Regions from separate parts of the Mus musculus genome. Here region 2 is linked to region 1. A link is a loop called in an ENCODE intact Hi-C map of the cell type or tissue named here. Cell type or tissue: left cerebral cortex. All regions are shown on one strand. Each heading gives the region's core, and the rest is flanking DNA. Links, peaks and the distances in the headings are about the cores only.

Evidence for each region. A loop is a pair of places that touch in the nucleus more often than their neighbours do. Peaks named below come from ENCODE experiments on the same cell type or tissue, not always from the same donor. Only the 100,000 strongest peaks of a DNase experiment are listed, where the experiment ranks them.
Region 2: it touches region 1 in a loop (3-fold over the local background); 8 of 42 quality-filtered maps call a loop at or near these places.

What each region holds. Positions count from the first base shown.
Region 1 is chr7:3,900,891-3,906,272 of GRCm38, reverse strand. No RefSeq gene overlaps it. Among named protein-coding and RNA genes, the nearest start is that of Gm14548, 5.4 kb to the right of the region's middle. In left cerebral cortex, for the core only: a CTCF peak has its summit at 2,341 (motif pointing right); no DNase peak of the experiment used is centred there.
Region 2 is chr7:3,818,223-3,823,604 of GRCm38, reverse strand. It overlaps Gm15448, which reads left to right. Exons shown (of 9, transcript XM_017312410.2): 5 at 274-558; 6 at 683-991; 7 at 1,219-1,521; 8 at 1,779-2,081. Among named protein-coding and RNA genes, the nearest start is that of Gm15448, 4.8 kb to the left of the region's middle. In left cerebral cortex, for the core only: no CTCF peak of the experiment used is centred there; a DNase peak (open chromatin) is centred at 2,769.

The sequences.
Region 1 (5,382 bases), core at 247-5,246:
CTCTTTAGTGTATTTGATTCTCTTTGTTCAAGACGTTTCATGTGTGCTGTCAAACTGCTCATGTTATCTTTCTCCAGTTTCTTTTTGGAGGCACACTTAGAGCTATGAGTTTTCATCTTACCACTGCTTTCATTGTGTCCCATAAGTTTTGGTATGATGTGTTTTCACTTTCATTAAGTTCTAAAGAGCCTGTAATTTCTTTTCTTTATTTTCCTTGTTCAGCGTTGATATGTATGTGTGCTCTCTGTTGTTTTTGTTGGAATTTAAGACCAGGCTTAGTCCGAGATGATCTGATAGGGTTCATGAGATTATGTCAATGTTCTTGTATCTGTTGAGGCTTGTTTTGCAGCCAGTTATATGGTCATTTGTGGAGAAGGTACCTTGAGGAAGAAGGTATATTCTTTTGGTTTGGATTAAATGTTCTGTAAATATCTCTTAGATCCATTTGGTTCATAATTTCTGTTAGTTTCACTGTGTCTCTGTTTAGTTTCTGTTTCCATGATCTGTCCATTGCTGAGAGTGGAGTGTGGAAGTCTCCCACTATTATTGTGTGTGGTGTGCTGTGTGCTTTCAGCTTTAGTAAAGTTTCTTTTATAAATGTGGGTGCCCTTGCAATTGGGGCATAGATGTTCAGAATTGAGAGTTCATCTTGGTAGATTAATTCTTTAACCAGTATGAAATGTCCTTCCTTAACTTTTTTGATAACTGTTGGTTGAAAGTTGATTTTATTCGATATTAGAATGGCTACTTCAACTTGTTTTGGGAAACCGTATTCTTGGAAAATTGTTTTCCAACCTTTTACTCTGATGTAGTGTGAGCCTTTTCATACTGTCCTGTATGCATCAACATGCTGGGTCCTGTTTACATAACCAGTCTGTTAGTCTATGTCTCTTTATTGGGGAACTGAATCCACTGATGATAAGAGATATTAAAGAAAATTGATTGTTACTTCGTGTTGGTTTTGTTGTTACTTATGGAGTTATGTTTATGTGGCTATCTTCTTTGGGTTTTGCTGAAAGAATATTTTCTTGCTTTTTCTAGGGTGTAGTTTCCCTCTTTCTATAGGTGTTTTCAATCTTTTATCCTTTGTAGGACTGGATTTATGGAAAGATATTGTGTAAATTTGGTTTTGTCATGGAATATCTTGGTGTCTCCCTCTATGGGAATTGAGAGTTTTGCTGGGTATAGTGGACTGGGCTGGCATTTGTGTTCACTTAGGGTCTGTATAACATCTGTCCAGGATCTATCTTCTACCTTTAGTAGTGTCTGGTGAGAAGTCTGGTGTAATCATGATAAGTCTCCTTTATATGTTACTTGACCTTTTTCCCTTACTGCTTTTAACATTCTTTCTTTGTTTAGTGCATTTGCTGTTTTGATTATTATGTGATCGGTGGAATTTCTTTCCTGATCCAGTCTATTTGGAGTTCTGTAGGCTTCCTGTATGTTCATGGGCATCTCTTTCTTTAGGTTAGGGAAATTTTCTTCTATAGTTTTGTTGAAGATATTTATTTACCCTTTAAGGTGGGAATCTCCACTCTCTGCTATACCTATTATCCTTAGGTTTCATCTCTTCATTGTGTCCTGGGTTTCTTGAATGTTTTGGGTTAAGAACTTTCTGCTTTTTTTTCTTTCATTTTATTTGATGGTTATGTCAAGTTTTTCTATGGTATCTTCTGCACCTGATATACTCTCTTCTATGTCTTGTACTCTCTGGTGATGCTAGAATCTATGAATCCTGATCTCTTTCCTGGTTTTCTAACTCCAGGCTTGTCTTCCTTTGTGAATTCTTTGTTGTTTCTAGTGACATTTTTAGGTCTAGGATGGTTTTGTTCATTTCCTTCACCTGTTTGGTTGTGTTTTGCTATAATTCTTTATGGGACTTTGGGTTTCCTCTTTACCTGTATTCTCCTATATTTCTTTAATGAAGTTTTTTATGTCCTTCTTAACATCCTCTATCACCTTCATGGGAAGTGATGTTAGATCAGAATCTTGCTTTTCAGTAGGATGATGTATCCAGGTCTTGCTATGGTGGGAGAATTGGATTCTGATGATGTCAATTAACCTTGGTTTCTGTTGCTTATGTTCTTACATTGTCTCCCGCCATCTGATTATTTCTAGTGCTATCTGCCCTCACTATATCTAACTGGAGCCTGTCCTTCCTATGATCCTGGCACAATGGGAAAATGAACAAGACACAATGCCCTAAAGGGTTCATATCCACCAAAAAGTGTGATATCTCTGCCAGCTCTCTGCATCTGACACATCAGCACTATAGATGATGAGAGTCAGTGTTGAGAGACCATGTATGCCTCAAAGTCATCTGAGGCAAGTTCCTCACATGGAGATCATCTAACCACGAGAGGGCAGCATCTCTTCCTGCCTATGGGGAGGATAGTGTGACTGACCTCAAAACACTCTTTGTAATTCTTACCAGTGCAATGACATAACCCATCACTTACTATCAGGTCAAGAAAAACAGCTGGTCAGAAAAGAGACACCACAGTCATGTGACATACAGTTCTCAAGCATGAAAGTTCCCAAGGTTCATGAAATAGAGACTGGGTCAGAAATGGCACTTTACAATTGGATATAATGCAAAACTTGGGGTATGCCTCCGCTGTGAGAGCTTTTTAGTAAATATATTAATCATTAATTCTTGGAAGGCAAACAGAGGCATAAAATGTTGTTAACATTGTCCATCACATACTGTAGAGAACTTTTAGTTGTTGTTGTTTTGGGAAATGGCTGAATATACCCTGGGCTGATTCAAACCTCTGCTACTAAGTCCATGTGCTGGGGGATGAAATCCCACCTATGAGCAACCACATCACATCCATGCAGAGCTGGATATAAAACCCAGGCCTCTGAGGAAACCAAGAAAGTACTTTAACAACTTTTCTCATTTTTCATTTGATAGAGGGGCATGTATAGACAGCCACATAATAAGCAAGTGTGTACCTTTTCTAGGCTCAGTAACGAAAGGGGAAAAAACAAAGTAACCCCTATCTCATTACACTATGAGATAAACAGGACACATGTTACTCCTGGGCCCATCCTTCAAAGTGATGCTGAGTTAGAAGATTTCCCTCAAAGAACACATTCTTAGCACAGGATCATTACAAACGTGGAGGCTGAAAAATCCTAAGACATAGAGATGACAGATGACTACAGGAAGACTCCTCTGAGCGTGCTGAAAGCTTGCAGAGATGAGCTCACAGAGTTTGATAGTATCTAAAGCCCCATCAACAACCAATACAAACTAAACCCAGCATGGGGATGGAAAATATGAGATCCTACCCTTAGGTAGTGAGCTATTGGAACCTGAGAGCTCCGGCAAAGAGAGAGTCAGTTTTCACTTTGGGTGTGGCCAGTTATATAAGGACAGCACAAACTGGACTAAATGGTAGAAGGCAAGAGAAGATACTTAAGAGTGAAGGAAGGGCAATGGGAAAGAGAGAGAGTTAAATGAAACCACACGGCTTAATATTTTAAACAACTGATAGCTAAAATGAGGAAGAAAGAGAGAGATGGTATTCCATCAAAGATTGATAGCAGATACAAACTTACATTTCAGTGAGATTTGGAGTAATGCACTTGGTACACCAGAAGAAAAAATGGCTATCTGAGGACCAAAAAGCAAACAAACAAACAAACAAACAAAAACAAAAACAAAAATCAAGCAATTGACAAAAGATACTGTCATGAAGATTGACTCAGAAATAGAGAAGCAGCCCAATGGTTAAGAGGACTGATTGCTCTTGCAGAGGGCCTGAGTTCAAACCCAAGCACCTGTACTGTGATTCACAGAAAGTTGAGACCCAGGGAATGCAGTGATCTCTTCTGAACACAACATATTCAAGGCAAACATATGTTGTACACACACACACACACAAAAGCAAAATACTCATAGCTGTAAATTAAATAGATCTAAAATGAAATATTTAAAACATAAACACCCACACAAAACATGCCAGTCAGACATTCAGGAAGAGACACATAACAAGATGATTCAGACCACTCTAACCACTTTGACATTAAACAGAATACCTATCAATAAGGCATCAGCAAACACCACAAGCACAAGTTCACACCAAGTGCTCCATTATGAAAAAAGCCTCCAAGACACAAAGATCCCACAACAATCTCCAGGACAGGCCACTGCAGGTCACTGGACAGGTCTCTGGATTAAGAAATGAGCTCAGCTGAGCAGTGGTGGCACACACCTTTAATCCCAGCACTTGGGAGGCAGAAGCAGGTGGATTTCTGAGTTTGAGGCCACCCTGATCTACAAAGTGAGTTCCAGGACAGCCAGGGCTATACAGAGAAACCCTGTCTCCAAAAATGAAAAAAAAAAAAGAAAAGAAAAGAAATGAGCTCAGCTGGGAAGTTTTGGAGCACACCTTTAATCCCAGCACTTTGGATGCAGATGCAGGTGGATTTCTAAGTTCCAGGCCAGCCTCATCTACAGAGTGCGTTCCAGGACACCCAGGGCTATAGAGAGAAACCTTGTCTCCCAAACGTCCCCACCAAGAAGAAGAAGAAGAAGAAGAAGAAGAAGAAGAAGAAGAAGAAGAAGAGGAGGAGGAGGAGGAGGAGGAGGAGGAGGAGGAGGAGGAGGAGGAGGAGGAGGAGGAGGAGGAGGAGGAGGGAGAGGAGGAGGAGGAAGAAGAAGAAGAGGAAGAAGAAAAAGAAGAAGAAGAAGAAGAAGAAGAAGAAGAAGAAGAAGAAGAAGAAGAAGAAGAAGAAGAAGAAGAAGTGGTGGAGGAGGAGGAGGAGGAGGAAGAGGAAGAGAAAGAAGAAAAAAAGAAGAAGGAGGAGGAGAAGGAGAGGAAGAGGAAGAAGAAGGAGGAGGAGGAGGAGAAGGGGGAGAAGGAGAAGGAGGAGGAGGAGGAGGAGGAGGAGGAGGAGGAGGAGGAGGAGGAGGAGGAGGAGAAGGAGAAGGAGAAGAAGAGCTCACATCAGAAGAACCTCAGCCAGAAAGAGAAAAAAAATACACAAATTTATTAAATGAAAGGGGGAAATAAGAACTCTCATGGGATTGAACAGCATATTTCCAAACCAGAAGTGCAGGGGAAGAAACAAAAATACATTCAGGTTAGTAAGGAGGGTAAGCTGGTGAACATGGTAAGGAAAAGGGAAGATGTGGGGATAAAGACTCAATCAAAACACAGTATACACAGGAATGGGATTTATATAAACATAAAATTGTAAACACAGGCGGCAGTGTGGTGGCCCACATCTCTCATCCCTGCACTTTTGAACCATAGGGAGGAGACCTCTATGAAGGCCAGTTTAGACTGGTCTGCACAACCAGGTCCAAGTCAACCAAGACTACATAGCCAGAGACTGTCTCCATACAACCAAAAAGATAACTAAACCCAT
Region 2 (5,382 bases), core at 323-5,322, 83 kb after region 1:
GTGTGGGACTAGTGTTCTTGCATCTTTTTATGCCATGTTCAGCCGATATCACTAAAAAGCCTTCTCTTCTCTGAAACAGAGGAGCAGTGAATCTGGGAGAGAAGGGAGGTGGGGAGGACTGTGTCATATCAGGAAAGAGGGAAGAATGGGAAGTTGTCTTCTGGTGAATTGTATGGGAGAAGGATGAAAACGACAAAGGCAACATCTTCTGGTGGGACATTCTCTGTGCCACTTTCCAACACACCCATGTGCTTCACTCTGACTTCTATGTAGGTAATCTCCAAAAACCAACCATCAAGGCTGAACCAAGCTCTGTGATCACCTCCGAAAGAGCAATGACCATCTGGTGTCAGGGGAACCTGGATGCAGAAGTATATTTTCTGCATAATGAGAAAAGCCAAAAAACAGAAAGCACACAGACCCTACAGCAGCCTGGGAACAAGGGCAAGTTCTTCATCCCTTCTGTGACACAACAACATGCAGGGCAATATCGCTGTTATTGTTACAGCTCAGCTGGTTGGTCAGAGCCCAGTGACACCCTGGAGCTGGTGGTGACAGGTGAGGAGACAGTCAGATTTTCAACCCCAGGCTCTGCTCTCAGGACTATTCCTTCCCACAGAGTATCCCAAGAGAACACTGGGATGGTGTGAGACATGTAAGAGACGACCTCCTTCTCTTTTAGGAATCTATGAACACTATGAACTCAGACTGTCAGCACTGCCCAGCACTGTGGTGACAGCAGGAGGAAACATGACACTCCACTGTGCCTCACACAGTCACTATGATAAATTCATTCTCATGAAGGAAGATAAGAAATTCACCAACTCACTGGACACAGTTTATATATCTTCTAGTAGACAGTACCAAGCCCTGTTTATTATAGGACCCACAACCCCAACCCACACAGGGACATTCAGATGTTACGGTTACTACAAGAATGCACCACAGCTGTGGTCAGTACCTAGTGATCTCCAACAAATACTCATCTCAGGTAAGTCCCCACTATCATTCTCCAAACATTTTCTGAGGCCCTAAGCCCTTTGCCACAGGCCTGCCCCTCTGCTGAGTTGCAGGTAGAGAAGGACAAAATGGAGAGCCTGTGTTCTCGAACACAGCCCTGATTGGGGAGAAGAGGGGACATGCATAGGGGCAGGAGGGGAGGGCAAATGTGTTTGGTAAGAACCAAACCTCAGTCTCTAGCTGTCACCTTCCCTCTAGGGCTGTCCAAGAAGCCCTCTCTGCTGACTCACCAAGGCCATATCCTGGACCCTGGAATGACCCTCACCCTGCAGTGTTTCTCTGACATCAACTATGACAGATTTGCTCTGCACAAGGTGGGGGGAGCTGACATCATGCAGCACTCTAGCCAGCAGACTGACACTGGCTTCTCTATGGCCAACTTCACACTGGGCTATGTGAGTAGCTCCACTGGAGGCCAATACAGATGCTATGGTGCACACAACCTTTCCTCTGAGTGGTCAGCCTCTAGTGACCCCGTGGACGTCCTGATCCTGATCCCAGGTGAGTAGCTTAACAGACTCTGTCAGGAACCTAGTCTCTGCTCAGGCTCTCATGGGGGATAAGGGGGGAGAGGGCTGGGGAGCTTATGGCTAGGATGGATACGGGAATCCTAAGCAGGAGTGGACACTAGATGAGGAGAACAGGAGTTGAGCTCAGTCAGAGAAAAGAGACAGAGACCCAGGTTCTCAGGGTGGAGTCATGTGTGATTCGAGCTCAGAACAAGGAAGCTAGCCTCTCATCATGCCTCTTCTCTTTAGGACAGCTCCCTATCACTCCTTCCCTCTTAGTGAAGCCTAACCACACAGTGCACTCAGGAGAGACCGTGAGCCTGCTGTGTTGGTCAATGGACCCTGTGGAGACTTTCATTCTGTCCAAGGAGGGATCAGCCCAGCAACCCCTGCGACTAAAATCGAAGTCCCATGATCAGCAGTCCCAGGCAGAATTCTCCATGAGTGCTGTGACCTCCCATCTCTCAGGCACCTACAGGTGCTATGGAGCTCAAGACTCATCTTTCTACCTCTTGTCATCTGCCAGTTCCCCTGTGGAGCTCACAGTCTCAGGTGAGGTGATCCTGACATGTCAGAGTGACTTACAATTAACACTGTATCAGGGCTCTTACTGGGGTGGGATTAAGGGCACAAATGGAATGGTTGGACATAAGGCACATTCCTGAGCAAATAACTGGATACCAGCAATGACCCTTCATGTAATATTCACTCACTGTGACGAGTTAGGAGGGCATATGTAGGGGAGACAGCAGGAAGAACAGCCTCTTCTTGTTCTGTTTCCTAGGAACCATTGAATCCTCCACCTGGTCTCCCAAAAGGCCCATCCCACCAATTCGTAAGTATCACACACATCTTTGTAGGAAATGTGCTGCAAACACAGGCAGCCTAACAACCAGCTCCTGTTAATGACACTTCTCGTTTCTCAGTCATGTCAGCTTGGGAGTATCAAAGACCAGCAAATTTCCCAAAAGAGAAACCAGAGGCTGGGGCTTAACTGTTGGGCTACAGAAGGTAGCATCCAAAGAGAGGCATTGAGCCTCCACTTGGATGATTAGATAGCTGGGTAAGATTGTGAGCAAAGAACCAGAAAGTCACCTCCCCATAATATCCCTAAGAAACAAACATTTCCCCTGCATAGAATCTGTCCCGGGATTACTAACAAAGACTCTGTTGGAATGTAGGCTCAGATGGGTAAAGCTGCTTATAGCCTGATAAAGCTGCAGCTGGAGATCCTACTTGGACAGTCCCTTCAATTGCTGGGCTGCTCTTTCTCTGAGTATGAATGGGAGAAGCCTGGTTCACGTGTTGTTTTAGTTAGGGTTTCTATTCCTGCACAAACATCATGACCAAGAAGCAAGTTGGGGAGGTAAGGGTTTATTCAGCTTACACTTCCATACTTCTATTCATCACCAAAGGAAGTCAGGACTGGAACGCATGCATGTCAGAAAGCAGGAGCTTATGCAGAAGCCATGGAGGGATGTTCCTTACTGCCTTGCTTCCCCTGGCTTGCTCAGCCTGCTCTCTTATAGAACCAAGACTACCACCAGCCCAGAGATGGCACCACCCATGAGGGGCCTTTCCCCCTTGATCACTAATTGAGAAAATGGTTACAGTTGTATCTCATGGGGGCATTTCCTCAACTAAAGCTCCTTTCTCTGTGATAACTCCAGCTGTGTCAAGTTGACACAAAACTAGCCAGTACAATTGACACCTTGTCAACTTGACACACAAACACATCACAAGTAAGCCTCAACCCTTACATTTGTATTCATCCCCAAGGTCTAAACAACTTTAAATGTCCCACAATCTTTACATATTCTTAAAATTTCAATATCTTTAAAATATCCATCTCTTTTAAAATCCAAAGTCTTTTTACAATTAAAAGTCTCTTAACTGTGGGCTCCACTAAGTAGTTTCCTCCTTCAAGAGGGAAAGTATCAGGGCACAGTCACAATCAAAAGTAAAAATCAATCTCCAACTGTCCAATGTCTGGGATCCAACTCACGATCTTCTGAGCTCCTCCAAGGGCTTGGGTCACTTCTCCAGCCATGCCCTTTGTAGCACACGTGGCGTCCTCTAGGCTCCAGAGGCCTGTACTCCACTGCTGCTGCTCTTGGTGGTCATCTCATGGTACTGGCATCTCCAAAACTCTGCATGACCCCTTCAGTCCTGGGCCGTCAATTGCAACTGAAGCTGCACTTCACCAATGGCCTTCTATGGCCTCTCACAGTGTCGAGCCTCAGCTGCTCTGCATAACCCCTTCATGCCTTCAAAACCAGTACCACCTGGGTGACTCTTACACATTACCAAGTCCAGCCACAGCACAAGGTACAGCCTTGGCTATCTCTGGAACACAGCCTCTGTGCTTTCAGAAAACACTTCCCAGAAGATGTCACCTCAATGATGCTGGTCTCTTCTTAATCACTACTAATTTCTTAACTCCAACTAACCAGCATCAATAGTCCCAGTAATGCAAAGTTTTCGCTTTAGTAGTTCAGGTATCTTGTTAATAACAGCTGATTCTTCAGCCCCAGCTAACCAGAACCACAGAATCTTCCCAACCAAAGTAACAATGGCCCTGAAAAGAGTCGTTAATTTTCCCTCTGAAATTTCACAAGCCAGGACTCCATCTTCTGCACTGTTTTCAACATTATGTTCCAAGCTCCTACACAACATCTGACAGAGCTCTTAACACTGAATGGATCTTCTAGCCCAAAGTTCCAAAGTCCTTCCACAGTCCTCCCCAAAACATGGCTAGGTTGTCACAGGAATACCCCACTCCTGGTACTAATTTGTCTTAGTTAGGGTTTCTATTCCTGCACAAACATCATGACCAAGAAGCAACTTGGGGAGGAAAGGGTTTATTCAGCTTACACTTCCATACTGCTGTTCATCACCAAAGGAAGTCAGGACTGGACCTCAAGCAGGTCAGAAAGCAGGAGCTGATGCAGAACCATGGAGGGATGTTCTTTACTGGCTTGCTTCCCCTGGCTTGCTCAGCCTGCTCTCTTATAGTACCAAGACAACCAGCTGAGAGATAGCATCAAGCACAAGGGGCCTTTCCCCCTTGATCACTAATTGAGAAATGCCTTACAGTTGTATCTCATGGAGGCATTTCCTCAACTAAAGCTCCTTTCTCTTTGATAACTCCAGCTGTGTCAAGTTGACACACAAAACTAGCCAGTACACGTGTCTATGAATTTTTGGTAATGGTCGAAGCTGTTACCTCTCCTGAAAAAGGAGGTCCCCATAACCTAATTCTGCAGTTGGTCTAGACCACAGTCTACTGATGCATGGCAAGAGTGGGTCAAATAGCCATGGTGGGGGACTCAGGCTCCTTCAGTCTAGCTCATGGGGCATAATTCTAAGATCCTCTATGAGTCTGTGACATCCACCCTTAGGAGCATCTTCAGGTGCTATACATACCTATCTTCCAATGTGTTGTCATACAGCACTGACTCTGCAGTTCATGGTCAAAGGAAAGAAAATCTAAATCTTTCTGAGATAAAGGGGTGTCTCAGTATTTTCCATTTACAATAAATATTAGCTAGCATAGGGTTTAAAGCTGCAGAGTGTCAGTCAGATGGGTATTCACCCTCATGAGGGTGGGAGGCAACCTGAATCATTCTAGGGATGCTCCCTGCTAATGGAATCCAAAGATTTCATGTAGTTAGAAAAACCACCATGGGGAGGCCACAGACAGATATAGGATCCTATGCAGGGACTGGTTCCCATTGCCAACTTCTTCTCCTCACTCTCAAATAAACAATATTCACAGGATCCCTGTCAGACCCTCGCTCTCAGTGTAGCCATGGCCTATGGTGCCTCTGGGAGAGGTGTAATAATTACAAAC